2 separate regions of the Homo sapiens genome follow, and region 1 is linked to region 2. The links are chromatin loops, found by intact Hi-C in ENCODE. Cell type or tissue: heart right ventricle. All regions are shown on one strand. Each heading gives the region's core, and the rest is flanking DNA. Links, peaks and the distances in the headings are about the cores only. Region 1 overlaps LOC101927182 (a long non-coding RNA gene). Region 2 overlaps PTPRT (protein tyrosine phosphatase receptor type T).

The links. A loop is a pair of places that touch in the nucleus more often than their neighbours do. Peaks named below come from ENCODE experiments on the same cell type or tissue, not always from the same donor. Only the 100,000 strongest peaks of a DNase experiment are listed, where the experiment ranks them.
Region 1: a loop joins it to region 2, with 6 times the contacts of the local background. A loop is called at or near these places in 10 of 110 quality-filtered maps.

What each region holds. Positions count from the first base shown.
Region 1 is chr20:41,948,035-41,963,400 of GRCh38, reverse strand. The region is part of intron 1 of LOC101927182 (a long non-coding RNA gene); the gene reads right to left. Among named protein-coding and RNA genes, the nearest start is that of CHD6, 340 kb to the right of the region's middle. In heart right ventricle, for the core only: a CTCF peak has its summit at 6,916; no DNase peak of the experiment used is centred there; H3K27me3 peaks cover 379 bases.
Region 2 is chr20:42,521,045-42,536,410 of GRCh38, reverse strand. The region is part of intron 7 of PTPRT (protein tyrosine phosphatase receptor type T); the gene reads left to right. Among named protein-coding and RNA genes, the nearest start is that of PTPRT-AS1, 440 kb to the left of the region's middle. In heart right ventricle, for the core only: CTCF peaks have their summits at 5,159 and 5,359 (motif pointing right); a DNase peak (open chromatin) is centred at 4,689.

The DNA.
Region 1 (15,366 bases), core at 2,882-10,881, 570 kb after region 2:
TCAGCCTCCTAAGTAGCTGGGACTACAGGCACGTGCCACCACATCTGGCGGAAATGATGTCTGAAGTGGTCAAGACCCTCCCAAGATCCAACAAGCAAGGAGAATATGCAGCTCAATTTCAACCCAGGCCCTTTTAACTCCAAGTGGGGAAGAGATATCTTCCCACTGGGGAGACAGAGCTTTGTTAGGATACAGTGAAAAGCAAGAGGGTCCTGGTGTGGTGGCTTATGCCTGTAATCTCAGCATTATGGGAGGCCAAAGTGGGTGGATCAGCTGAGGTCAGTTCAAGACCAGCCTGGCCAACATGGTGAAACCCCATCCCTACTGAAAATATAAAAAATTAGCCAGGCGTGGAGGCACACACCTGTAATCCCAGCTACTCTGGAGGCTGAGGCAGAAGAATCGCTTGAATCCAGGAGGCATAGGTTACAATGAGCCAAGGTCACACCACTGCACTCCAGACTGGGCAACAAGAGCGAAACTCCATCTCAAAAAAAAAAAGAAACACAAGATTAAGGTAAGGGGGGCTTTCTTTATCCATTTCTGTAGGAGCCATGGACATCTGGCCATTGGACTTGTATATTACTAGTATATTGGAACTTGCTCTAGCTAGGATATCAGAAACACTCCTTTTTAGCATTTCCAACTGGCACACTGGAGCTGTATGTGAAGAGGAGTATTAAATCACCCCTTTTACACTTCCATTTTGCAATTATTTACCCTTCTCCTGTGTCATTATTTCAAACCCTTGGACTGTCATTTTTGCTGTCCTCCAAGTTCCTCCCATTCCTCCTTTCATGGGGAGCCAAGAGTTGCTTCCTTCCTCTCTGCCATGTTCCCTTGGCCATATCTTGGGGCAGGACCCAGGGGGAACTGCTTAGCAAAATGGATAAGTGGTCTGGAGAATTACAGATCAAGAGAGCACGGGCAAAATGAGGGATGTTTAAACCGATGTTTATCTGCCAGACACTAAGCTATTATGTTGGTACAAAAGTAATTGCTTTTAATGGCATTACTTTTAATGGCAAAAGCTGCAATAACTTTTGCACCAAACTAATAAAAGTTTATATCCATTATGCCATTTGATTTTCATGATAAACTTGTGAAGTGATACTATCCTCCATTTCACAGATGAGAAATCTGAGGCATGGGAAAATCAAGTAACTTGCCCAAACTCATAGAGTACGTGTCAGAAGCAGGCTTTGAACCCAGCACTAATCCAGAAACCTGTGTTATTTCCACAGTACAATGGTTCTGCGAGAGCTAGGAAAGAGCACCAATACGGAATAGTTGGGGTGGGAGTAGTCAAGGGTGCAGGTAAAGGTTGTTCATCTGAAGGTTGGAAATGGCTCAAACTAAAGTTCAGGGATATCAGTAAGGGTGCTGATAATAACAAGGTGTTACCTTCAGATTGGATAATTTAAGGGAACTTTACTAAAAAAAACCATTTACCAAGGTATAGGCAGAATGTAGGAAAACCACAAAGAATAATGCAGAACTTCAGGAACAGTAACAGGGAATGCTCTTACCCACCCTAGCTGTATTAGTCTGTTCTCACACTGCTAATAAAGACATACCTGAGACTGGGTAATTTATAAAGAAAAGAGCTTTAATTGACTCACAATTCCACATGGCTGGGGAGGCCTCACAATCATGGCAGAAGGCAAAGGAGAAGCAAACACACACCTTACATGGCGACAGGCAACAGAGCTTACGCAGGGGAACTCCCATTTATAAAACCATCAGATCTTATGAGACTTATTCACTACCATGAGAACAGTATGGGGGAAACTGCCCCCATGATTCAATTATCTCCACCCAGACCCACCCTTGACACATGGGGATTATTACAACCCAAGATGAGATTTGGGTGGGAACACAGCCAAACCATATCTCTAGCCTATAAGGAGCAAGGGGAGGAAGTTACTGGAAACTGGAGAGGGAGTGCCATGCAGAGAGGGCCAGCTACCTGGAGCCTAGATCCTGTGGAGACACAGGGAGGCAGGCAGGGGAGCAAGGATCCCTACATCACTCCTCCCCTTCTCTTAGATCTGCTTCTGGTGCCAACCAGCTGAACCCATCTGGAAACCAGAAGGAAGGGAGCCCATGAGTGCTCCATACAGTCAGCCTCCCTGGCACAGAGCTGGGTGCAAAAGGGTAGAGAGTGGATCCAGAGGAGCAAACAGAAGAAATTCACCCTCCCACCTTCATGGAGAGGCAAAAAGCTGTAGAGATCCAGAGTCAGACCAATGCGAGCGGTAATGGGAGGTGGATTTCAGAACCCAGTCTGTTGCGGAGAGCCTCCTGGGATGAGATCTTCATGCCAAGATTCTCCTTTCAAGGGCTCAAGGCTCACACTCTGTGGTTATGACTTCACTCAGTTCACAGACCAAGCACATGATAGCTGCTCCTTGCTCCTCCTACCATCCTTGCTGCCTTCCTACCTTCCAAAATCATATTGGCTATAAGCAGTGGTTTTGATCTAGATTCAAATCCTGGCTCCACCTCTCACCAGTTGTCTGATATGGGAACAAGTTATTGAACCTCTCCCTTCCTCAGTTTCCTCATCAGTAAAATGGGTATAAGGACAGTGCCTCTTTTAATAGATTGCTATAAAGAATGAATAACATAGTACCTGCCACACACCAAGAGCTCAAAAATTAGTAGCAATTATAATTATTGTGATTCTCCCCACAAATATCTGTTGAGCTTCAGACTATGAGCTAGAAAGAGAGTTGTCTGTAATGTTCATGAGCTTCTGATAAATGCCTGTAGAGGAATGTACCAGTGACCCTTGCCAAATATAAAGAGAAGTGCTAATGGGCAAGTATAAGGAGCCTCTGACGAAGGACCCCAAGGCTCCAGCCATAAATCAGAAAGAAGCCAGAGGCTGAGAATAGTAAGTTAAAGTCAGCAATTACTAGGTTTATGTCAAAAATGTATGTGAACTTGGAGCAGCCAAACAGCAAAGAATGCATCCCCAGCCTCGCTCAACAGCTGTGAGTGAGGAATGTTGATCGACCACAAGCAGCAGCCATAGAATTCAGCCAACACTTCACCTGAAAATTTCTCGGTTGTGTTTTGCACCCTGGGGCCAAGAAACCCTTCCCAGAGCAGTGAGAGAAAGTGTTCCCGAGCATTTCACGGAGGCATCTTTGCAAACGGTATTAGTAGAGTCCATTGGCATAAAAGTTGCTGCATTTGGGTGAATCACTGCAGGAGCAAAGAGGAACAGAATCAGCTAAAACAATAAAAATAAGTTGGTAAGACTTTTAGGAGGCCAAACTGAAAGAAAAAATGTCACAAAGACTAAGGTGTCTCTGCAATTGGTTTATCCGTGGTCCTGCTATAAGGTAATAGGTTGTCAATATCCCCACCAGGCAAGCAAGGTAGGTGGGGGACACTTCTCTGGAGGACCGTGTCCTGGAGCTTCACTGGGAACAGAGTTGCTGCACTCAGAATTAGCCTTCTAGTCAGCAGAACCAAAAGTGGAGTGGGGCCAGGAGGGAGCTGGGTCCAAACCACATCACCTATATGAGTGGTCCAGGGATGACACCTAACAAGGTGGAGTGTAGGGGTACAGATGCAGAGCAGGTTCCAGACCACAGGCATGTGTGTCAAGGACTGGAGCAAACACCCAAGGTACAGGAGGCCAAAGAAAGGGCCTCCTAGTTCCTGCAACCATGGGCATGGAAATGCTAGGAGACCGTGAATGCAATGAGCAAACAGTGACCAAGCTGATATGTTCCAGCATGGACCACTCCAGGAGTTCATGCATTCATTCAGCAAATATGTATCAATCCCCTACACTGTACCAGCTATTTTAGGCAACTGGTATATAGCCATGAACAAAACCAACTGGATTCTCGCCCTCATGGAACTTATATTCTAGCAATGGGAGATGCATATAATCAAATAAACTAGTAAGTGTATGACTCCAGGTAAAGACAAGTACTATACAAATACATAAAGTAGGTTATGAGGAAAGAGATTGATGAGGAGGGAGAGTAAAGGTAGAAGATGCCAGACTTCCTCCTTCTCCTCCCTGACTTAGCTTCTCCTCCAGGGAAGGGGACCATAATATTGCAATATATAGGCTGCACACCAAGACACTGATTGGGTCTAACCCTCTAATGGAGGAGTTACCTTACTTTAATATGGGTATTTTTTCCTCTCTTTTCTCTCTTCTATCCAAGCAGCAGGAATAGCAAGTGACTCAAGGCACAGTCTCCCAGAGCAACACTCAACTAGCCTTGCCTCCTCTCTCTTCCATTTGTGTGTCTTGGGCAACAAGGTGCTCTGCTAGGCAGGGCTTAATTGGTCAGAACTTGTCATGTCTGCCAGTCTACTGGTCTCTTCTGCCTCTTTCCTGCATGCAACCCTCATGCAAAGAGATGTAAGGCTTAGTTTTGGGCATAAAACAAGATGGGTGGAGACTAAAAAACGATTGCCAATAAGGACAGCAGTGATGACCTACTTCAATGTAATTTAACTAGTTTAGGGAAAGGGATATTCTACACGGTTCAACCCAGTTCACCAACCATTCCTTGCTTTAGGTTTGGGGACCCAAGCCTAGTCAATAATAACATGGCTGTCTTAGTCCATTTTGCATTGCTACAAAGGAATATCTGAGACTGGTTAATTTGTTAAGAAAAAAGGTTTATTCGGTTCATGATTCTGCTGGCTGAAAGACTGGGCATCTTGTGAAAGCCTCAGGCTGCTTCTACTCATGATGGAAGGTGAAGAGGAGCAGGTATGTGCAGAGATCACATGACAAGAGAGGAAGCAAGAGAGAGAAAGAGGAAGTGTCAGGCTCTTTTAAACAGCCAGCTCTCACAGGAACTAATAGAGCAAGAATTCACTCACTACCACCCACCACCCAAAGAGGAAATTAATCTATTCATGAGGGGTGTGCCCCCCATGGCTCAAACACCTCCTACTAGGCCCTACCTCCAACACTGGGGATAGAATTTCAACATGAGATTTGGAGGAACAAACATCCAAACTGTAGCAATGGCAATTCTGTGCCACTCACCTTGTACATCTGTCAGCTACTGTTGCCTAACAACCAACCAAAAATCTCAGTAGAGTATAAGAATAAGCATTTATTCTGCTCATGTTCCTGTGGGCTGGGGATTCTGCCGATCTTGGCTGGGCCTAGGTGGGCATGAATGAGCAGCTCTAGGCTGAAGGTCTGGAGCAGTCTGCTCCATTGTCTTCAAGGTCTGTCATCTTCCTCAGACCAGCTGCCTAGCCAAGGCATGTCCTTTTCATGATGAAGGCAGAAGGACAAGAGGGCAAGCAAAAACACCGAAGACACCTTACAGCCTTAGGCTTAAACTGGCACATGGTTGCTTCTGCCCACACTCCTTTGTGCAAAAACAATTCACACAGCTAAGTTCCAACTCAAAGGGCAGGGACCTGCATCTACCTTTAATGGAACAATTGCAAAGGTGCCTGGCAAAATAAATGGAAACATGAAGGGGTGAAGAAATAAGAACAGCCATTCCTCATGCAGACACCTCTCTTGGAAACATCCTAAGGAGTAGAGGCATGGTCCAGGGATAAAGAAACCTTTCCCTGGGCACCCACCTCAGATTTGAGGTCACCTTTGACTAAGGTTTGCCAATAAGGAAGCAGTGACTCTTTATTAATAATTTTTAAAAGCCAACATTCGCTGTGTACTTACTGTCTGCTAGACCTCATTCTAGATGTTTTACATGAATAAATCCATCTTAATCCTCATATAAACCATTTGATATGGATTCAATGACTGTCTTTATTTTGGAGATGAATAAACTGAGGCACAAGAAGATGAAATAAATTGCTTAAATTCACAAAGCTAGTAGGCACTGGAGCCAGGATGGGAACCCAGGCAATCAGGCTCCAGCACATACTCCCCTAACTACACAAAATAAGGCCTTTGCCATAGAGGATGTGGCCTGATCACACACGTTCCTAGTCTGTTCTGTGCCCCTTCCACAAGCTCAGTGGATGCTCATGAATGGAAGAAGCTTTAGTCATTGGGAGGGAAAGGGGTAGGCCTAGGGATGGCACCCAGCTTGACATACGAAAGGTGCTGGTTAATAGGGGCAGGAGCTCAGACCAGGGTAGCTAAGCTAGGGCCAGGGAAGCAGGGGGAAGACATAGAAAAAGCCTTATCAGAGACTCTGGAAGGAAATGATGCTGCTAAGAGAAAGGCTGGATGGACTCCAGTAGCTAGAAAGAGGCCTTGGAACTAAAAGATGACTTGATATTGAGACTTTACACAGCTCATCTTAGCATCATTTGTCTCTCCAAATGGGCAGGACCTGGAGTTCTTTGTCCAAGCCACACTAAGAGTGAGGGCACGGGGGCAGAAGAAGACATGGGGGAAAGCAGGTGCCCTGAGGCCTCATCTCAGGCAGCCCAAGGATTTGAGTGGTAAATTTAAAGAGAGAGAGACAGGGAGTCCCCTGAGGCACATTGCTGGCTCATATTCAACTTGTCACTCACTTCAGTTACTCTCCTTATTTTCTGTTATGATAAACAGTGATAACAGCTTATTCGGTGAGCATTTTGTGAGACAAGCCATTTTCAGACACAGGGATTGCATTTGACACACATGACAACTCACATGGAAAGCAACTCATTTCAAGTGTGTTACTGGGGCTCAGAGAGGTTTAAATGGCTTGTCTAGGACTATGCAATTAATTAGAATTAGAATCAGCTTCTTCATCTTCTTACTTTTGCACCATCCCCACATCTTTCCTTATAAGGAAGGAAAGCGGAATTAATCAGGCTTTGGTCTCTTAAGAGAAGGTAGTAGTTTAAGTCTGTATCAATCATTCACACTTTAGTATGATGTATTTCCAGTCCAGTCTAGAGTAGAATGCCTGGATGCAGTAGAAAGGTGCAACAACGGCTCCACCAAGGGGTGGAAAGGAAGCAATGCAGTGAACATCAAAACTCCGCAATTCCACCCAGTCTCAATTTCTCCCTCCTTTGGGACTCAGTTGTTGGAACGAAACTCACAGAAGTCCAGGACAAGGAAAAAGGTGTAGGATGAAGACATTTAACAAGTAATATTAATTATTGAGACCTGTCCAGGTGCAGGGTGTTGTGCTGAGAACCTAGGAGAAGGCAATGAAGCTCACCTTCTAGGATAAAGAGAGAGGCAATAAATAAGTACTCAAAGAATGTGACACAGTGATAGATGCTATAAAGACAATGACATGTCATAATATGATAGAGAGTTTTGAGAGTTACAGGGTGGGGTTACAGGTTTGGGAGTCAGGTAAGACCTCCTAACAACATGCCATTGGTGTGAGACTTGAATAAAAAGGTGTTAAGCTTGTCCATATCTAGTTGATTGGAAGAACAATGTCAACACTCAGTGTAAAAAATTATAATGGCAACAGCAATAATGACAGTAGAGTAATAGCAGTAATTACTAACACTTATGTAGCTCCTATTTATGTGATGGTAGGATTCTAAGTAATTTACATATAGCATATCATTTTATTTTCACTACAATCCTGTGAGGTAGGTATTATATTATCACAATCCCCATTTTACAGATGAAGGAACTGAGGAACAGAGATTAAGAGATTTGTCTGAGAACAGATAAGAACCAGAAGGAAAGAAAATTGCTGGGTAGTCAGCGATTAGGTCCCAGGGTCCCAACACTAGCTCCCAAGAGGCAAGAAGGCCAAAGAGCGAACGGCTGAAATTGGGGGTAACTGGCAGCATTTTCCAGACTCTGTGCAGGACCTTAACTTCCATCCTAGACTCAATGCCAGGAATCTAAATGGGCTGTAGCAAAAGAATGATGATGTCACTGAATGAGAGGGTTTAGCACCCAGCTCTTCAGAGATTTCCCAGTCAGGAACCAGCAGAGGGGAGAGTGTGAGGCCAGTGCCACACCACTCGCTACTGGTCTCACCTTGGCTATAAATAACATAGTTAAGGTGAAAAAAAACACATGGCAGAGGGGCTTTATTGCTAAACTCACTTTCTTGTCTGCTCACCCCATAAGAGGGATGCAATGGTCTGAACCCAAACTCAGACACTGCGAAACACAGTGTGTCAGGAAATCAAATGGTTCATGTCAAAAGATCCAGGCTGAAGGTCTCACCTAATCACAAACAAAAAGGGTTGTTTGCTCTCTTAAAGACTACATATTTCTCTTCCTGATCTCAGCTAAGGATACCATCAGCCAAGCCAGAGCCCACCACCCCTGATCCCCGATCCTTTAGTCTCTCTTCATTGTGGTTCTGGTCATTAATAGAGCACTTGCCACCTTATGGCATTACAGGAGTTAAATACATACTGGAGGGAAAGGAAGGTAAGCAGGGAGGAGAGGAACAGAGAGGTCCAGGCTGAAGGGGAGGAAGAAGGGAGAAAGAAAGACATTGCAAAGCCTGCTCCTAAAAATCTCATAGCTGATGGGGCAAATGGGCACACAGACATGTTGGGGTGATGGCATCCCAACATGGCACATGGTATAGAAAAGATCTGACCAAAATTTGTTGGCAGCCCAGAGCCAGCAATAACCTCCACTGGAAAGGACAGAGAAGTCCGTTGAGCTGGGTCATCAAGGGCCAGTAGGAGTTTTCCAGAGAGAGAAAGGAGAGAAAGGACAGAACAACACAAAGAAAACAACATATGCAAATCCACAGACATGTAGAAGGGCCCATCACATGCAGGGAGATAAGGCTGGGATGGCCATCAAGGCTACAGATTTCAATGGCACCATGCTTTATTCTTCCTCTGAAGTTGAAATCTTAACACTGCTGATGGCAGCCCACATCCATCTGCTCCCCTCATCCAGATACCAGGTCCCACCATTTCTGCCCTATACCATTTTTTAGCTTTGTCTATAACTCTGATCCCTAATACCACCACTGTCACTGAGGGTCATCCATCCATGGCCTCTTTGCCAAGCCTTTATTATTACAACAGCCTAGTCTCCCTGCCTCCTGGTTCTCCTTACTCCAACCTATTCATTCTCAATGACCCCCTGTTTCTAAGCCATTTTCAGAGTCTATCTAGCTAATAGTGACCCAAGGAGAATGACACTTGCTCTAGTAAGAACCCAGAGGGCATACCAAAACAGAAGTTAGAAATAAAGTTGACTTGCAAAGACCAGAGAAGTGCAAAGCAGGACATAGCTAGACTAGTGATAAAGGCAGGGCTCATGCATTCATTCAACAATATTTAGACTACTGACTCTGAGCCAGTCTCCTTGCTGTGGGCACGGCACAAGAAGGCACACAACAGAAACCCAGTTTCTGTCATTCCTACCCACATGCAACTTGAGGAGAAAGCTATCAATCAAATAATTGTGAAAATAAATCTAAAATTACACATTGTGATAAGCACTATGAAGAAAACTTAAAGGGAATTCTGTGTGCTTACAACGGTGATGAAGGCAGTTATGGAAGACTTCCAAGGATGGGACATTTAAGCTGAGATTTGACGGGTGAGTTAACTACATAAGGAGTGAGGAGAAGCCATTTCATTTATTAGTTAAGAGAGCTAGCCTAGGAGTGATATGACCTGGGTTTGAATTATGTCTCCACCAATGGTTAATTTTGGGCTAATTATTTCACACTCACGTGCCTTGGTTGCATTGTCTGCAAAATGGAGACACTAACTGTACTTACCTTAAGAGATTTCTTATAAAGATTTCATAAGACAAAGTATTTCATCAGCTAGTATAGTACAATGTAAGGGCTCAGTAAGTGGTGGGAGTGCCAGCAATAGTTACTGTGGTAGTAGTGATGATGATTACAACAATGCTACTGGTGATGATGATAGAAGTAGTGGTGATTATGGTGATGATCATGATATTGATGGTGGTCATTATGAGAACTATAGTGTTAATTGTAATGATATTGATAATGATTGCAATGATGGTGATGATAATAATGATGGACTTTTGCACTCACAGCATATGCAAATGCCATTGGGTTGAAGGAAGCATGGCAGGTATGCAGAATAAGAAGTGCCAAGAAGAGAAGCTAGTCATGCCTCTTAAGGCAAACAGAGCCCAGCTCTGCAAATTCCAATTTATAGAGTCTAGACCCTGAGCTTTCTCAAAATGTAATCAGGGAACTCTAAAAAGGATTTAACAGTGTACTAATGCAGTGACCACTCAGATTCAGTTAATATTTCTTGAGCTCCCTGTCTTAAAAAGCTTTGCCTTTATGCCAACAGTATCACTACAGAAACCAGTGTTAACTAAGTGCCTACTATATGCTAGATAATTATTTATGCATCATTTCACTTGATTCTCATGACACTGGGTGGCAGGCACCATGCTAAGTGCTGATAATATGTTGGTAAACAGGATACAAATATTATGCCAATTTTATAGAAAGGAAAATAAATAAGGCATAGAAAGTTTAATTACCCAAGTCACAAAGCTAATAAATAATAAAGATAGGAGTTCAACCCAGCTTCAAATATCTCCTAGTTTAAGCTCTATTGTGCTTAAATGCTTTTTAGTGCTGAGACAGAGGGTTGTAGACTTGAAGATGCAGAACTGCAGGATCCATGTCCTGACTGACAAATGAGCTCTCTCTCCTGCTTCGTCCGCTGGGTGGAAGCAGCTTCCAGATGCCAGCAGAATTCACAGAAGTCCTCAAGTTGGACAATCTTCAATTGGTAGTCACTGTTTATAAGAGATGACAAGACAGGGAAAGGCTGCAAATGTTCTTGGAGCCCTACAAGGTGGTAGGTGCTTTATATACTTGACTTTGTGGCAGCCAATCCCATTCCTTACTCAAGTATTACGGCCTCCCATTTATAGGATAAAGGATCCAAGACTCAGAGGAATTGTCAGACTTATTCAGGGTCACACAAGGGGGTTTTCATTTAAATCCAGGATGTCTAGCTCCAAAGCCCAGCCTCTTTAGCCCACACTATCTTCCAATGATGTTGTTTCAACACACACCCACACGCATACACAGACACACGATGTCAACACAGTGATAGACATTTAAAAATATTTTCCCCCAATTAAATGCACAAAAATGTGCATAAATTCATTACGCTTCAAAGATGCCCCACCTCTGAGGCCAAGACAGAGAGAGTGAAGCAGGGCACTGCCTGGTTTCCTTGTGTATTTGAGCCGCAACATGGTTTTTCTACACTGCCAACACCTGTCTCTCTTCTGCGCACCTTGGAGGATAATATCTAAAATCAGCTGAGGTTTCAAGGTTGATGCTTTAGACACTAGAAAACAGGTTTTCATTGGTTATTTATTTCTTGTAGTGGTCTTGGCTCTTCCAGGAACTAAAGTTTCTCCAGATTTATAGGCCAGGGACTGAGCAGCATTGCTGGAAACACACTTAGGCCTGTGAGAGATGTATTTGTGCATGTGCTTTTCTGGAGATAATGGTTATAAGTGATTTCCTGAGTTCCAAGCAGACTGTCCCTTACTAGCTATGATCTGAACAGTTAATTTAACTTTTCTATGCTTCATTTTCACCATCTGGAAAATGAAAATAATAGTGTTACCCAACTACTTTATCTTAGTGAGCTATTGCTGTGATGGTGCCAGATAACAAACAACTCCAAAACCTCAGTGGTTTACCACGACAAGCATTTACCTCTCACTCACAGGCCTGTATGTGCTGAGGCAGCTCTGCTTCAGGCTGCAGGTTAAATTCACGTCATTTCCATGTGTCCCTCATTTTAGGATTAAGGAAAGCAGTTATTGGGACAGCCAGTTCCATGGCTAGTCCCAGAAGAGCAAGAGGGCTGGCCAAATCATCTGAGCACATTTCCAGCTTTGGGTTGGATCTAGGGCACATGGCATCCAATCACATCCCAACAGCTGAAATCGATCGCATGGCCAAATTCAAAGTCAAAGGGGTGAGGAAGTATATTCCACCACACAGAAGCCATGAAAAGAGTGGGGAGGGGTTCCAGTTATTATCAATGTGTGAAATTTTACCCCAAAACTTAGAGGCCCAAACCAACCATAGTTTCACTCTTGATTGCATTGATTGGCTTGCCAGCCTGCCTCCCATGAGCCTGGACAAGCACAGTGAGCCCTCTCCAGGCCCCTGCAGTCCTCCACCCCACAACCAGATGAGTGCATCAGGCTCCCTCACCCAAGGAAACCTCCCAAAGCATAACCTGTCAGGGGGTGTGATAAGCATCCTGTCTACTCACAGGCATGGCTGATCTCCTGCCCTTACTCAAATCCCTTTAATGACTCCCCTTTGCCCTAAAGCCCACATGCTGCCTGAGCTGTACTTGAGCTCCCACCTACCCATTCCAGACTGAATCAGGGTCTCCTGTTCTGCACTCCCAAAGCACCCTGAACTCTCCTTCCTAGCTCTTGTCACATTTGCAAGTATTCAGTCACTTGTATACTCATCTATATTCTATGCTCCATCATAGTGTTCCTGTTAAAACCTAAGCGAGATCATGAAGTCAAATTAGGTCCTCCTTTGGCTCAGACTCTCTGCTGGCTTCCCCGGTCACTCCAGTAAAGCTGGCCTTCACAGTGGTCCACAAGGCCCTGAACAAGAACACCGCTATCCGTGACTTTCCCCTTACCTTTCAGTTATATTCCAACATTACCTCTGAGGTAGACCTTTTCTGGCTACCCCATTTAAAAAGCCCCTACCCTCTCTACCTCTGGAATTCCTTAGCCCCTTTCCCTGACATATTTTCTTCTTGGTATCTATTCCCAACCAAGCTACTTTAAATATTATTTCTCTTGTTTATTTTCTGTCTTCTCCCACCCAACATCCGGCCTTGGGCAGAGATTCCTGTATCTTTATACACAGCAATATCCCCAGGGCCTAGATTAGGTCCTATCGTAAGTAACTGCTTAATAAATATTCATTGAAAGGATAAATAAATGTCTCCACCTACTACACTGTCAGCTTCATGAAGGGGCCATGGAAAGGATTTAAGCTGGGAAAGAACATATATTTATGCTTCAGAACATGCATAATTCTGTGTCCTCCTGGAAGGTGGGCTGCAGGCAGGAAGTCCAGTGAGGAGGCTGCGGTAAATCCCATACAAAGAAGGCTGAGACCAGAATCACAGCAGAGGCAGTGGGCATGGAGAGGAAAGGACAACTGGAGAGCTGCTCAGGAGGTTGAATCCACAGGGATCCATGAACAATCAGGAAAGAGAGGCATGAATGCTGTCCCCCACCACCCAGATGCCTGGTTTGGCTGATTTGGTAGACAGTGGTAAAATCATTGGTTCAGTCACAGGAAGAGACCAGTCAGGGGCTAGGCCTGGGTAAAAGGATGGGTTTGAAGGAAGCTTGAAAGCAGGGATCCAACGTCACTCTTTGCAACTGAAGCTTGTCTTAAAGTAATGCCATGCTCAGAATGTCTGTGCCTCCTCACTAGGGTCCATATCCCCATTTTTGCCAAACCCAACAGATTTCCTATGAGCAAACAATAAATTATCAGAAAACAAGAGGGATTGTCTCTATCAATCTATACATTTGTTAAAGTAAGAAACCTCAATGATATTGACATGGATTTTGATTTAAATGATTTTGGATTTGATTGAGGGGAGATACATAAGAATAGACCAAATTTTTTCTTTTAAAAAAATAAGCGGGGGTGGGGGCAAGACAAAGAGGCAGGGAAGAGGAGAAATTGGATATACTAGAATGTCAACGTGTTGTAATTAAAACAGTCCATTGCTGATGTAGTGAAAGATTAGAGTTCAGAAACAAACCTAAGTACACATGAAAATAGGAAAACAATGGGCTTCTCAATAAATAGTGTCATGACAACTAGCCAGAAAGTGAGGGAGATTAATGCTGAGTCCCTGCCTCCACAGCACAGCAAAACCAACTCCAAATAGATCAGAAAGCTTAATGTTAAAAATAAATAAATAAATAAAAGCACTAGAAGAAAACAAGACTAAATGCTTTTTTTTTTAACTCTTAGGAAAGAAGATGTCTTCTAAACATAATACCAGAGACAATGCATGGAAAAGTAGAGAAACATAGCTACATAAAAATTTAAAACCTCTTCATGACAATGAACACCATGTATAAAGCCAAAAAAAAAATTAAAACCTGGCAAAAAGTATTGGTAATATATATTATAAAGGGTTAATAGTCTCACTACAAAAACAATTTTTGTAAATTAGACTTTTAGCAACATTGGTAGACTGATCCGTGACAGAGGTCCCTGTCTACCACCGAAAACCCACAAGAGTGTGGGAATTAAAATAATTAATATTTAAAATATATAGGTTCACTCGAAAGACAGGAAAATCTCTAGAGTGAAAATAAATGAAAAGAAAACTCAAAGCCAGAATGGAAAGTGTTTGAACCATGACATCTCCCCCCCAGGAGGTGGGTGCATGGCCCCAATGGTTAGGGACTGGGATTTTAATGCCAACTTTGGGATAGGACATGTGGCCTTAGGTCCCAGTTAGCAAAGTAATGGAACTGAGACCGCTGTAAAATCAGGACCCTAAAAAAATCCCCTCCATGGAAAGGGCTAGAACAACTCTGCCCACTGTTCTGGAAACTGCAAAGAAGCTTGCACCTGCACAGGGACGTGGCTGAAAGCAGAAAGTTTCCCTAAGAAGTCGAAGCCCAAAGCCTATACCATGCAGTGTAGAGTGTAGAGTCGAGGCTTATATATTTGTGTGATGAGAGATTTCAACACTAATAAATTATTATAGGAGGTCATCCCAGGTTGGTGAAGTCCCGAGGGCCCCAGTAAACACAAAAACTTTTTTGAAAGAAGCTTCCACAACCCAGGCACATGGCACTCTGTGGGAGTGGGAAGAGACAGGGGATTCCTGGAGGTAAACTCCGTATCTAAAATTAAATCTATAAGAATAAAATCAACAGGCAATTCAAACACACAATGCACATGGCATTGTGTGTTTGATCTTCACCCTTCATGAAAAGATCTTCACCCTCCACAGTAATGAAAGAAATGCAAATAAAAATGGCCTTTATTCACTTCTCAGACTGATAAAGATTTGAGACATTTACCATGAGCAAAGACACAGGACACATGAGCATTACTTTTTCCCAAAGGTAAACACATAATAACTTTATAGCAGAAAACAGCAAGCTAGAGGTATGGCATGTGGGCACTAGTTTTCTGGCGCAAAGTTACCCCTGCTGGGCTGCCGATTTTTCTGGTTCTTTGTTGGGTCATATTGCTACTCCTCTTCCAGTGGAGAGCACAGGGGTAAGACATTTCCAGTCAATGAGGTTCCCTTTTATGACTGATGGCATCTAACAGACTGCATTTTCTGTTTGTTTGTTGGTTGGTTTGTTGGTTGGTTTTAATAATTTATTGAGGTAAAATTCACATAACATAAAATTAGCCATTTTAAAGTGAACAATTTAGTGGCATTTAGTACATT
Region 2 (15,366 bases), core at 4,180-12,179:
TTAGGTGCAAATGTAGAGTTTCCAAATTGTCAGCCATCTGCCAATGGGTACATCATTTAATTTCTTGGGAATATCAGTTATGACTTCTATAAAATCAGAAGGAAATTTCTCTCATGGTGTTACTGTAAGGATTAAAGGAGATAATGTATAGGGCATAGGCAGCTTTCGAGAAATGTTAGGTGCTCTTTTGAATTGAAAAAATAAAGTCTTCCTGGCACATGGGAAGCTGTTGCTTATGAAATGGTTAAAACAGAGCTCTGCCGGGGCAGGGACACTCAAGTTTCTGTCCCTGGCAGAGCTCTGAGGCTTCTGCTTGGTGCAGCATTCGTTTCTGCTTTAAACCTAGTGCAGGAGATTATTCTTTCTTCCCTGAGGGATGGTGAGGAATAACCAGACTAGCCGATCTTATTGAGTCCTCATAAGCTTCCTATTAATAGACAGGGTAGTTATCTGTATATGCAGTTTATAGATGAGGTCACTGAACTCAGGATGAGAAAGTGACTTCTGGCAGTACCTGCAATCTTTGTGTTGCCCCTGATCTGGCCACCCCAATGGCCATGGAATAGGCTATGGATCTGCAACTCCAAACCCTGCCTGAACCAAGCCCGCTTCAAACTTTGCCCTGCCACAGGGACCCCAGATAAGTGCACTCAACCTCTTTATACAGGGCCCTATCACTGCAGGGCCATTCTCAGGCATTACTTGGTCCCATCAACCATTCACTCTTAACTAATCTGGTGCCTCCCTGAGGCCATGAGGCCCTTTTATTCCCCAAAAGTTAGCACTGATGGTAGCCCCCACAATAGCTCTATTTAGCCATTGCAAAAATGTTCTTGGATAGCTAGCTGTCTAGAAGTAATGCTTTAGATATAGGTCTTGCCAAATTTTTCTCCTAAGTGGCTCTACCAACTTACATCATATGTATTTTAACTTTTATTTTATAGGCTCTGGGGTAGATGGGAAGGTGTGCTATATAGGTAAACTGCATATTACAGGGTTGGTGTACAGATTATTTTACCACCCAGGTAATAAGCGTAGGACCCTATAAGATAGTCTTTGATCCTCACCCTCCTCCCTCCCTCTACCCTCAAGTACTCCCCAGTGTCTGCTGTTCCTTTCTTTGTGTCCCTATGTACTCATCATTTAGCTCCACTTATAGTTGATAACATGCATTATTCAGTTTTCTATCCTGTGTTGGTTCACTTAGGATAATGGCCTCCAGCTCTATTCATGTTGCTGCAAAGGACATGATCTCATTTTTTTTGTGTGTCTGCATATTTTTGTTGAGTACTTATTTTGTGCCAGGGACTTTGGTAACAGCGCCTTATTTACTAGCTATATATGACTTCAGGCAGGTTCATTAACCTCCTTTTCCCTCTGTTTCTTATCCGCATAATAGGGATTAACAGCAGGGCTCACTTTCCGTGGCGAGTGGGAAGAGTCAGTGGGTTAGAATTCATACATTAAACATTTAGCGCAGCACTGGGTGCATTCTGAGAGCTCAACAAATACGTACCATTGTTGATATGCTGCTTTTATTCCCACAGTCACCTTATGTTGTAGGTTGATAGTTGGCCCCATTTTACAGAGGGAGCAATCGAGCAGAGTGATCAAGTGGCAGCCAGTCAGTAGATAAATAGGCATCCAGACTGCAGAGTGAGGACAAACATGGCTTTTGGCACCAGAGTCACTCATGATAATGTTGATTAAGATATGGCCAGTGTTGTTTGGCTGCGGTCTGTAGCACTCTAGTTTTGTATCTTTTTTTCTTTTTTGAGATGGAGTCTCGCTCTGTCGCCCAGGCTGGAGTGCAGTGGCGTGATCTCGGCTCACTGCAAGCTCTGCCTCCCGGGTTCACACCATTCTCCTGCCTCAGCCTCCTGAGTAGCTGGGACTACAGGCGCTCGCCACCATGCCCGGCTAAATTTTTTTGGTATTTTTAGTAGAGACGGGGTTTCACCATGTTAGCCAGGATGATCTCGATCTCTTGACCTCATGATCCACCCGCCTCGGCCTCCCAAAGTGCTGGGATTACAGGCATGAGCCACCATGCCCAGCCTAGTTTTGTATCTTGATGTCTTTGTCATGCAAGATGCTGTCCTTGTGGAAATCCACACACACTGTCTGCTGGTATCTGTTTGCCAAGGATTCAAAAGCGTTCTCACTGTTGGACACTGGTTTGGTGAAAGCTCCCAATGAAGGCAATGTCAGGCTCAAATGCCGGATATTTCAAGTGAACACAGCCTGTCTGATTTCTTTCCCTCACCCTCACTGGTCTACAGGAAGAAAATGCAGACACCTGTCTGCTCATCTTTTGTTTTCCAAGTGGGTCTGGCTCACCTTCTCCCGACCTGCCTCCCTGGCCAGGTGACCTGTCTTCCTTCAGTGTTCACATGGATCTCTATGGAAACTGTCCATCTGGACAGAGAGAGGGCAGCTGCAGAGAAGAAGCATTCCAGAGTGGTAGCGTGTATGAGAATGGCAGGAGAGGAAGCCTGCTTACTGGACACCTCAATGCCACACTTTATGCACCCTTCACCCCCATTCCCTTGCACAACAACCATTGACCCAATTTACAGAAGTAGGGACTGAGGCTGAGGGAGGGCATGTGCCTGCCCATATGGAAGCAGTGAAGCTGCGATGACAGCAAATGCGTTTATAGAATTGACTGTTAGCCAGACCTCAAGGCATCTTGTATTTATTAAGGCATTTAATTCTCACTGTCACCCTTTGAGGTAGGTACTATTGTAATCATCCCTATTTTAGAGATGAGGAAACTGAGGCACCTAGAGGTTACTTGCCCAAAGTTACATAGCTAGTAATGGCAGAGCTAAAACACCAACTTGAGTTTTTTCTCTTAATTGTGGTGCTCACCTGTTTACCAGATAAGTGCAAACCCAAAGCGAGAACACACTGCCCATTGTGTGCCATCCCCCACCTACTCCTGGTTTCCAGGTAATTGATTGACTGAAAGACATCATGGTTCCTTGTCAGCTCCATCTGTGGTCTTCAGAAAGAAGATCAAGATTCCTGAGAGAGACGGCTCACTGCCGGGCTGGGAAGGACCAGAGTTGAGACCCGGCGGCACACCCGCATTTGATTACCCAGTCCTGCAAAGGAACACTGAGCTTGTGGAACAGTCCAGTCCAAATGCCTCTGCTTGATTTTCTAGAATCAAATTAGGCTGGTGAATAGGCCAGTAGCGATTTCATCAATTTCTCAGCCTTTGGCCTCCTGCAATGCTGCCCGCTGTTTACTAAGCAAATGGGCTTCCAGAACCAGTCCCGCTTTAGTAATGCAGCAGGGCAACCTGGCGGAGGGAAGATTACAGGTATTAGAGGCCATTTAGGATCATTTAGAATCGAGCTGTTTTCCGAGCAGGCAATTAATCCAGTTGCATTAAAAGGCGCTGCTGGGGCTCCCATAACTCTCCCTGCATTAAGAGTGGGGATTTGAGAGGCTCTGCTAAACGACTTGCATAACTAGCTCTGGGGCTCAGTGGGGCATCTTTATTGGGGGTGTAGACTGTGGGCCTCTCCCTCGTGAGCTGTAGGTCTGCTTTGGGAAGAAAATGTCTGTATTGAAAGGACTGGGTTTATACCTGGAGCCCATGACTGGTCAAGCCTAAGCACCTCCCAGGGTCGTGGGAGAGATGTTGGGGGAATGGTTTCAGGTCTAAGGATATGGTTGTGACACAAAGAAGCAAATGCACTTCCTCAGGGCCTCTTTAGTTATTTAAGGTGGAACTGCCAAGGTGGAAGTACTACACAAGACCAGGAATTTGAGACTAACCTGGGCAACACAGCAAGACACTATCTTTACCAAAACATTTTCTTTAAAAGTTAACAAGTCATGGTGGTGCACACCTGTGGCCCCAGCTACTTGGGAGGCTTAGGCAGGAGGATTGCTTGAGCCCAGGAGGTCAAGACTGCAGTGAACTATGATCATGCCACTGCACTCCAGCCTGGGTAATGGATTTGAGACCCTGTCTCAAAAAAAGATGGAACTGGCCATAGCTGGATATAGCCCTTTTATAGAAGGATGTGAATGGATTGCTGGAGGACTTCTAGAATCATGCCATGCACTGACATCCCACTTTGTGCTAAGCACTTGTGCATTCCTTATATCAGCCTCACAAACAGCCCTATGGGGTGGGGACTTCAGAGATGGAAGCTGAGGCTCAAAGAACCTAATGAACTTGGGACTTGAACCCATGGACCCATGGCAGCTGACCTTGTGCCCTAAGCCACACACTTCTTCCAAGGGTCTGTATCCAGAAAGCTCTGTTGTTCTTCATCCCCAAGCACGAGAGAGACAAAGGGTCCCACAGCACTGCCTCCTCTCGTCCCCATAGCCTTGCCTATCCCCAGCCCAAGTTACGGCCACTGACTACACTACAGTGACATTGTTAGTTTAAGCATCTGTCTATCCCACCAGGCTCCCATGAGGGCACGCTCATCTTCCCAGCTCCAGCAGACAGACAATAGCACGGCTTCTCAAATAAAACATGCTTGGCTGAGTCCCTTCCCTTTTCTGTATATGTTTCCCTTGCAGTAAAATGAGAGGGCTGGCCTCCCTGCTGAGGTCTGCGGTTTCCTCTATCTCTCATGTGCTGTGAAGCTGCATCTGTAAGCCTGTGGAGGACAGCCAACATCTATCCAAAGTAGTGACTGTCTCTTTAGAGGGACAGGTACTTCCCGGAGCACTGGGAGTCCTTGCTCCTGTACTTGGTTGCTTGCACGTGGCGTTATTCTTCAGCATTTATCCATAGTCTGAATTCCACTGACAGCCACTTGTTCTCAAGGTTGGCTATACCCCAAAATGAAACTGTTGGAGGCTGCAGCCAAGGGCGCCTGGCAGCCAGGAGGCATTCAGTATGAATTTGCTAAATGAGTGCCTGAGAATGGCTGTTGACGATTTGATTAAGGCCTCGCCTAACCAGCACCAGTGAGTCGGGCATATCTGCCATCCCCAAGTAAAAATGATAATTAATAAGAAGGTAATCAATTTATAGAAACCTCCTTTCTTTCTCAATTTCTGGTGATGCCCTTTTGCCTGTTCATAACCCCTTTTAACTAAGTAGATTGCTCTTTGTCTACCCCATAGGTAAATTTTTAATTTTCTCTTATCTTTACTCTGTTCTTCTGAATAGAAAAGGAGATAGACTCATTGCAAAATAGTAACTCATTGCAAAACATTTCAGAACTTCACAGCCCATAATAAAAAAGAGTACCCCTGAAGAAAACCACCATTGGCACTTCAGTATATATTAACTCCGGAAATTTCAGGTTTTAAGTTGCCAACTTGACAGGATTACAAAGAAAGATAGCTTCCAAACCGCAGGTGGGTCACATCTCCATACCACCAACAGGTGGCAGTAGGAGTTACATTTGGAAATTTTAGTTCTAAGGATGATGTCGTTTGCTTCTCTGTTAAGCATTTCCTGTGTTTTGTATTGGGTTCAAGGTGTGGAACACTGTGCTGGGCACTGTGTCACAGGGAAGGTGCTGGGCCATGTTTCTCCGGAAACCACTGACATCCAATTTATCCCAGGTTCTAGTTGAAAAAGCAAATACTTGGCCACTATCCCACCCCACCAAGTCAGAAGTAGGGCTCCTGGATGCACAAGTACTGCAAAGCTGGATGCCTGAATCTCCCCGCTCTATTCCCTTTACCTTTTTCCTCAAGTGACAGCCTGGGGTGATGATGGTGGGACAAACCACCGGATCAGAAAGAAGCCTTGGTCCACAGGAGAAGCACATGCAAGTTCAAAAACATAAAGAAGAGAACAAGAAAACGTGGTACTCAGAGGTTGAATTTCCTTTTCCCACATGGATCTGATTAACTCTTCTTCCCATAAGCCTGATCCCAAAAGCCACTTCCTCTTCAAAGCCTTCCACGGTGTCTTCAGGCTAAGCTAACTGTTTTAGATTCAATGCTCACGCAGCAGTTTATACCTCCCCCAACACTTAACACATTATGTTGTGATTATCTGTGTCTGTCTCTGCCACCAGGATCCACACTCCTTATGGATAGGAGCCACATTGCATGGTGCCTGGCATGCAGCGGGCATGCAGTGACTGAGCAATGAATCGCTGGGTGACTTAGAGAGGGTTGGTAGGAGTGCTTGGTTGGACCCACTTTCTGTGAAAGAAGGTGATCTTTAAAGGCTGGGCTCCTTTCAGAGATATGCCTCAGGGCTTGCTACAGTGAACCACTTCTAATTTCTCAGTGAATCTGTGGAAACTACCTCATCGGCCTATGTACAAGCCTTCTCTTTTCTCAAGATAGATGAAATCAACTAATAGCTAGAAGCAAGGAGCAAGTCCACAGTCTTATAAACTCATCCAGGATCAACACAACCCAATGTAACAAAAAGCCTTGCTGTGCTCTTTCAGGTAAAGAAACGGCGAGACAAGAAAGCAGGGAGATGGTGGGAGAAGGCGATGAGTTAAATAAATCAATTTCCATTGGCTCAGGTAGTAATGTTTCAATAAAAAGGCAGTTGTATGCCCAAAGGACAAAACCATCAAGTCTTTTTTTTCTTTTTTTTTTTTTTTTTTCCTCTAACAAGTTGCACAGGAATAAGAGTTAGGTCTTTTGATATTTTAAAATTTACTTTGAGGCCAGGCGTAGTGGCTCACCCCTGTAATCCCAGCACTTTGGGAGACTGAGGACAGTGGATCACCTAAGGTCAGAAGTTCGAGACCAGCCTGGCCAACTGGAAAAACCTCATCTCTACTAAAAATACGAAAAATTAGCCGGGCATGGTGGCACATGCTTGTAGTCTCAGCTACTCGGGAGGCTGGGGCAGGAGAATCGCTTGAACCTGGGAGGTGGAAGTTGCCGTGAGCTGAGATCATGCCAGTGTACTCCAGCCGGGGCAGCAGAGTGAGACTCCATCTCCAAAAAAATAAAATAAAATTGACTTTGTGCAAGGCGCCTAGAGAGTGTTTTCAGACTTGATGATACCTGTTATCAGCAGTTGGCTCCTCCTTCTCCCATTCTTCCATCCATATCTGATGATCCAACAAGGTCATCCTTGTTTCACATGTGTCAAACCCGGCTCATTAGACAGTCGTGGTCTCACGGTGCCCTTCCCCGTACTATTCACTGGGACTTTTAAACCTCAGATACCTTTTATTACCTTTACCAAGCGGATTTTTAAACTAACATCTTTTTGAACTCAGAAATTATATTCCCTACACCATTTTTGAGGATCTTCGAAGTCCTATGCACCATGCGTGACATCTTATAGGTGAGGAAGCTGAATCAGGGTTATGTAGTGAAACTTGAGCACGTTAATTTAAAATTTAAAAGGTCGTTTCTGTTTCATATTGAGGTTTTAAAATTCTCCAACTTTTCACAAGAGCTAGTTCTCGCAGGAAGCATACAATGGTTCAAAAAGATACTTGTGACAAACTGATAGTTGACACGGTCATAGAGAGCGAGTTGTATGAACAAAAAGTCAGGACACAAAGTCTGACAGGTGAGATGCACTTTCTAGCAGCAAAGGCTTAATCTATTTTAAAAATGAAACTATCCCGGAAAAATCCAGGATATATGGCCACAGTCCTGGAATGTTTTGAGATAGAGATATCTAAGATTAAGCAAGCATAAAATGCAATTGATTTTATGTCTTAGTATTTATATTTCAGGGATTTAAGCTGTAACACTGTGAGGATTCAGATAATGAACCGTTTTTAGTAACTTTTTTCAGAGTTTGCCCTTAATTGTCGTAAGGACTACTTATAGCATTGGTTATCCTGAGGCTGACACTTGGAATTGTATGTAACATACACATGATTCATCAGAGACCCAGACCCAAGATATTCCAGGCAGGGCATCAGGAGTGGAAGGGGGACAAACATTTCCTTAACTTCAGAAAAGTAGGTTTGAAATTAAGAGCTTTGTCTTTAACATGAAATATTGAACTATTCATTTATCCATTCATTATCCATTTATTAGATGAATGGATAATGAATGGATATTCATTTATCCATTCATCTAACCACACATACTTATTGAACATCTAGTATACGCCAGACACTGTGAGCAGTATTGGGACATAAAGACATAAAGTGGACATAAAGACAGGGAAATCTGGTGCTATTAGATGGTATATGGCAGGGCTGTTCGGCCTGTGAAAGCTACCCAAATAAATGAAATTTGAGCTGAGTTCTGAAGGGTGGGTAAGCATGAAAAGGCAAAATGTGAGAGAAAGATCTTCTAGGCAGAAGGAACTAAATATGCAAACACCCGAGAGCTGGAAGAAGCATAACATGTTCCAGGAACAATAAGAAGGCCAGTTTGGAAAATGGTTCAAATTTAGAAGGGCCGACAGGAGCCAGATCATGGGCCTATGAGGCCATGCTGAGGATTTCATCCTTGGCCTATGAACAGTGGAAAACTGTTGAAGGATTTTAAACAAGAGAGTGGCATAGTTTTGCATTTTAAAAGATTCTATATTCTACTAACTAGAACTTGGAATTTATTTTTTCCTTAGAAATAACTTAATAAATGGTAGTTCTATGGAGCCAGAATAATGCTATTAACACAATGCATCCAGCTAAACTGCCTATTGGAAAGCTGGTCTTGGTTGCCAAATACCACTTACAACTTGGTTCCTATAAGAAAATTCATTCCAAATTCCAGACAACCTAATTACAAATGACATTTTCAGGGACAGCCTACAATCTACTTAGGCTTGTGAAAAGCCTCCAACATTTTTCCATATCAAAGGTTGTTAAGAAAGGTGAGGAACAGACTTCTGATTTTGAGATAGCAAAGACCCTTCTGCTCCTTCTGCTTTTTTTCCCCTTCTCCATAAGAAGAAAAATCAGAAAAGGAAATGCAAGTGCTGTGGTAAAACTAGGAAGAATATATTATGTTGGAAAATAATGATGAGGAAAGGTGGCAGGTTGCAGTGTGTACATTAAGGGTGTGGTCAGATGCTGAGAGATGACATCTGTGGCTGCAGACCTTAAACAAAGTCAGCATATCTGCAAGACTGACAGTGTACCATAAGCCAATAATCCCTTCGATGTCAATTTCAGGGATAAAGCACATAGGATGGGACAATTCCTGGGTACAGTTTGGCACCATGGAGAATCAAGGAAGGAAACACTGAATAAAGAACCAAGAAGTCGGCCGGGCACGGTGGCTCACACCTGTAATCCCAGCACTTTGGGAGGCCGAGGCAGGCGGATCACGAGGTCAGGAGATAGAGACCATCCTGGCTAACACGGTGAAACCCCGTCTCTACTAAAAATACAAAAAATTAGCTGGACATAGTGGCAGGCGCCTGTAGTCCCAGTCACTTGGGAGGCTGAGGCAGGAGAATGGCGTGAACCCGGGAGGAGGAGCTTGCAGTGAGCTGAGATCGTGCCACTGCACTCCAGCCTGGGCGGCAGAGCGAGACTCCATCTCAAAAAAAAAAAAAAAAAAAAAAAAAGAAAAAAGAACCAAGAAGTCAGTCTCTTAGAACGGTAGAGTAGAAGAGACTTAATCCTATGACATTAATCTTTGCTGGCTAAAATAAGCAATGTACACAACCAATGCTATGTACCATAAGGAATGTTACTATAAACTGGAGAGAATTTCTGCTATCTTAGAACTTGGCCCTGCTCCACGTCAAATAAAACCTTCTACAAATAGCTGATTCAAGTAGGACTCAACTCAATCAGAGATTGGTAATAACAGTTATTTTAGAGATACCAGAACAGATTCTACACAAAAACTTATAATACAATCATGGAAAAGCATAGGAAAAAGACAAGTTAAAAAAAGAACACTTGCCAGAAAGTGTTGTCACAGATAAAAACTGGGACCAAATTTATCACTACTAATTTTAAAAGAAAATTAAGCAATTATCTTTTCTACCAAAAATATGTCACAGAGAAGTATCAAGCAGAGGATAAAGTATGATCTTGCTTCCATTAGGAGTGAAGTAGAATAGCAAAATAAAGTCATCACAGAAACAAAGGGGCCATATTGGAAGCATCACAAAGAAGAATGAGCACTTCTGAAAACATTAAAGGCATGAACAACAATGAGGAAAAGGAAATGGAAATCAGTAAAACGTTAGAAAGCATTAGAGAGAAAATGATAAACATGGAAGACAAAGGAGTCTAACATACACATATGTGGTGGCCCCAAAGAAAACACTGAAGAATGATAAGAGAAAAAATCCAGATAGAACACAAGAATTTGCTGCAGAAATTAAGAGAGTCTTAAACCTAAAGAAGGAAATATCACATTGTGTTCTGGGGAAACACTCTTTAGAATATTCAAAACAAGGATATATCAAGTAAAATTAATGGACTTTAAATCTAAACAAAGAATTATTTGGTGTACAAGCAAACATATCAATGGCCTACAAAATTAAAAAAAAAAACACTCTCCATAGTAACATTAAATGCTAAATGACAGTAGAATAATATCTGTAAATATTTCAGAGAAATAAAGTTTGACCCTGAAAATCTGCAACCAGCAAAATTGCCATTCACATATAAGTACAGGAGATGGACAATATAAACACACAATTTCAGGAATATGGTCCCCATTAATGTTTATTGTTAAATTATTAGAAGATAAACTCTAGCCAACAACAGATAGATTCCGTGTTCTCTGCCTAGTCTTTTTGCTGTAGCTTCTACATTCATAAAAATCACAACTCTTCATATTATAGAGACTCGAAGAGGTAATCAGAGAAATTTGAAGAGATAATTAGGGAAATGGAAATGTGGAAATTACCCAACTTACTTTCACTATGGCCAATATTGAAAACCGTGTATCCTAAAAAAATCCTTCTGTAACAATTACGTATATGTTGGGAGAGGACGAGTGTGTGTTTTTAAGTGAATGACTATGCTTGTGAAATTAAGGGAAATATCCAGGGGACAAAAGTGAAAAGAGAGCTGAGAATAGAGTTGTAAGTGAATATACAGCACTGCCTGCCCTAGGAAAATTTCTCAATAAAAAGAACCTTGAGTTTCAGTTTTATTAAGGGGAGTTAGAACAAAGGCTCCACCCTGAATAAAGCTTATGTACTTGAAATCATATACCCTCAGTGAATGACCAAATATGGAAAAAATATTTAAAACATTTACAGAAATAAAAGATGAGCCGGGAACAATGACTTACACCTGTAATCCTAGCACTTCGGGAGGCTGAGGCAGGAAGATCACTTGAATTCAGGCTGGAGACCAGCCTGGGCAACATAGGGAGACCTCCTCTCTACAAAAATAAAAATTAAAAAATTAGCCAGCTGTGGTGGTGTGCTCATATAGTCCCAGCGGGAGGCTGAGGTGGAAGAATAGCTTGGGCCCGGGAGGTACAGGCTGCGGTGATCAGTAATCTTACCACTGCACTCCAGGGAACAGAGCAAAACCCTGTCTCAAAATGCATGAATAATGGGATAATGGATTGAGAACACCAAATGTTGAGGAGGCATATTTTTAAAAGAATCAAATATAATTTAGATAGGAAATGACAAACTCAGCAGACATATTATGAAGGAAATGAGACATACAGGAGAAGAGAATTAATGAATTGGTTGGAGGCTAGAACTTAATACCCTCATTGTAGCCAAGAAGAGAGAGAGAGAAAAAAAAGGAAAACATGAAGGGAATAAAGAAACATGTTAGTGGGATGAGAGTCTCACATATGTATTCTGTAAGTAGAAACTGAAGGAAGGGACAATATTCAAAGTGAGATGACCAAGTACTTTCTAGAACTGATGACAGACACCAATTCTCAGTTTCAAAAAGCCAGTTTATCCTAAGCGGGATAAATAAGAAAGAATCAAAAGACACTTAGATTTATTACAGGAAATTTCATAGCAACAGAAAGGTCTTCAAAGAGGCTGAAAATGTATACAGATCACTTGCCATGGAATGACTAACTCAAAGCAGGTTTCTCAACAGCAGCAATGAAAGCCAGAAAACAGCGAAAAATCCGCAAAATGAAGAGAGAAGGAAAGAAACAAACCTTAAATTGCATACATGGTTGATAGTATGGGTAAGAGAAAGGTATTGTAATAAACAAAACCTAAGAGTAAATTGCCAATAAAATCTCATAGGAAAGTCAAAGCATTTTAGCTGAGGAAAGGGAAAATCAATCTCTTTCCCCAGAAAGGAAGAAAAGCCTACTATGCAAAAATCAGTGGTGAGCAAGGAAATTGGTAAGCAGAATGGGAAATCTAAATAAACACTGACTATATAAAAAATAGTAAAGTTCAAGTTGGTATATGTGTGTGTAGAAAACATGATACAACTAAACTATTGGTCAACCATAACATGTAAACTGAGAGGGAGTTTCTATTTAATGTATTCCAAGATCTTTGGATTGCTGTGGAAGTGATGTATTGATACTACTTAGACTTCAACTGAGATGTGTGCAATTTTTTTTTTAGAGATAGGGTCTCCCTATTTTGCCCAGGTTAGAATGCAGTGACTATTCACAGGTGTGAACATAGCACACTACAGCCTTCAACTCCTGAGCTCAAGTGATCCTCCTGCCTCAACCTCCTGAATAGCTAGAACTGTAGGCACATGTCACTGTGCCTGGCTACAATTTTAACTAAAAGATGCAGATATATATATATTAATTTCTGAAACAGGAGAGGGAAAAAATGGAATTAAAGAGAGGGTAAAAAATGTTTAGAAATTTAAACATGAAGTAAAAATATAGAATAAGTTGAAAAACTAATATCAAACTTATCAATAACTACAATATATGTCTACGTCATTGTACTAAACTTACCAATCAAAGGAGACATTGTCAGATTAAGTTGTTGAAAGAAAAGAAAATGCAATTGGCTGGAAAATGACACTGGTGACTTAGTTTTTAAATTTTCCAAATTCCCTCACACAAACAAACTGAAACAGCAAAACAAAACCCCATGAACAATATTTACAAAACACCTAGGAGGCAAGTTATCCCTATAAATTACAAATAATGAGTAGAGAGGGTCAAACTATTGACAATCAGGTTGTCCAACAATGAGACATTCAAATAAAATTTCTGGACTTTAAAAGAAAAATGAATTCTGTGTTCATTCAAGGCAAAACTAAATCACTTGTCAAGGAAAGACGATCAAATTATTATGAGACTGACAGCTACAAGATCTGCATGGTGTCAGGACTACTCAGGGAGAAGGAGAGGAAAGTAATAAGGCATCGTATGGGCTTCAGAGTCACACATAACTAACAGGTACTTCCTGGAAAGCTCAAACATCAAATTTGAGAATTGTAGCTAAAACTGTGAAGGATCTTGCAATTTTCAGTAGAGGATAAAAACAAGGGGTCAACAGTAAGACCTTATGTGTCTGGAGTAGTCTAGGCCCTGTGGACTCTCAGAAGGAACCAGTCAAAATTCCCTTCCAGGAATAAACAATGAAATTAAGGATCTAAATTGAGTAGCACAGAGACAACAGTGACAAGAAATTGAAGATCTGCGAGTATCAGAAAATGAGCCACCATATTCGTGCATACCATATACAGGAGAAAAGAGAGCTCTGTGAGTTTAGAAATGAAATTTTGGACTATATTCTCTTCTAAATGCTCAGGGAAACCAATTTCATATAAATGGGAAGACAGAAGATAATCGAAATAAAAACACATGCAAAGTTAGTGTCAAGAAAAAGAAAGCCGGGCATGGTGGCTCATACCTGTAATACCAGCACTTCGGGAGGCCAAGGTGGGCAGATAATTTGAGGTCAGGGTTTGAGACCAGACTGACCAACATGGTGAAACCCCATCTCTACAAAAAGTAGAAAAACTTAGCTGGGTGTGGTGGCACACACCTATAGTCCCAGCTACTCAGGAGGCTGAGGCAGGAGAATTGCTTGAACCTGGGAGGCGGAGGTTGCAGTAAGCTGAACTCGCACCACTGCTCTCCAGCCTGAGCAATAGAGTGAGTGAGACTCCATCTCAAAGAAAAAGGAGAATAACACCCCTCCAGAAAATCAAAGTTTGCCAAATAAATGTGCCTACGAGTCAGATGAGAACTATTTCAGAAAGCGTTAAAGACATTAAGAAAATGATATGAGACACAACAACAAAAATCAGAATTAGAAAACTCAGAATGTAGTCATAGGACTCAGGAAATAAATTATAAATTTAAGAAAATATATCTAAGAAATGGAGACTAAGGTAGAAGTCACACACGAATAAATTCACACAACCACTAGTGCCTGGAGAAAACTAAGTTAAAGAAGGAAACTTTTACAAAAGCAAGAGGCAACTAGATCCAAGAGAAAAGGAAAAAGTTACAAGACAGGCTAAGAAAATCATTATACTGGAATTCCCAAAGAAGAAACCCAAAGCAAAGGCACAAATATCAAAAAGTAAAATTTAAGAAAAAGTTCTTGTTGTACTATTTCTTTTTCTGAAATAACTTCAATAATTACTTATTGAAAGGGCGGTCATACCTACTTGAGAACACCAACCTGGATTGCCAACACTGAGCCATGTTTTAGTAAAATTTTTGGACCTCAAAAGAAAATAATTCTTTCATGCTTCCAGGAAAAACGACTAAGTCATACAAAAAGGAAAGAAAACCAGAATGTTATCAGTCTTTTGGCAGCAATGCTTTGTGCCAGAATAAAATAAAGTGATATATTTATTATACTCAAGTAAAAAAATGTAAACCAAGCACTTTATATACAGCAAGACTGACTTTCAAGCATTAAAAACTGCAAATTGCTATCAACATGCAGGAAATCAGATAATATTGTTCTAATGGGTTCTTCCTGAATAATCTACTCAATGAGTTTCAGTCAACCAACATGATTAGAGAGATATCAGCATAAAGGCTACTGGTGAACATTAAATAAATATTCTATGGAAAAAAGTACAGTATTGAATGGCTATATGCTCTGACAACATAAATTCAGCACACCTATTAAAGATGCAGGAATATTGGAAAAGGATCTATAAATCAATTTATTGTTTTAATAATCAAATAAATGGACGTAGTATTGAAATTACTTCTGTCATTCTGAGACTGTTAGGTGTACAACATAGAAAGCATGACATTCTAATTTCTATTTTACCCTTATCTCCGTGAGAACCAGGATTCTTGGTGAAGAAGAAAGGCAATACATTTGTAAGATAGGAGAACTTGTAGTCCTAAATTTAAATCGTAAGTTTTTATATGAGCTTAAGGGGTATTTTATCTTGAACTCATATGAAATGGCCAAAATCTTGGTAAAGCATGAATGAAATTTGTTGAACTGGAATCAGAAATATCAGAATGGATAGACAGGTGAGTAGGTAGGTAGGTAGGTAGGTCACTAGGTAGGTTAGATAGGTAGATACACATAGAGAGAGATATGTATGTATGTATATAGGTAGGTGGGTG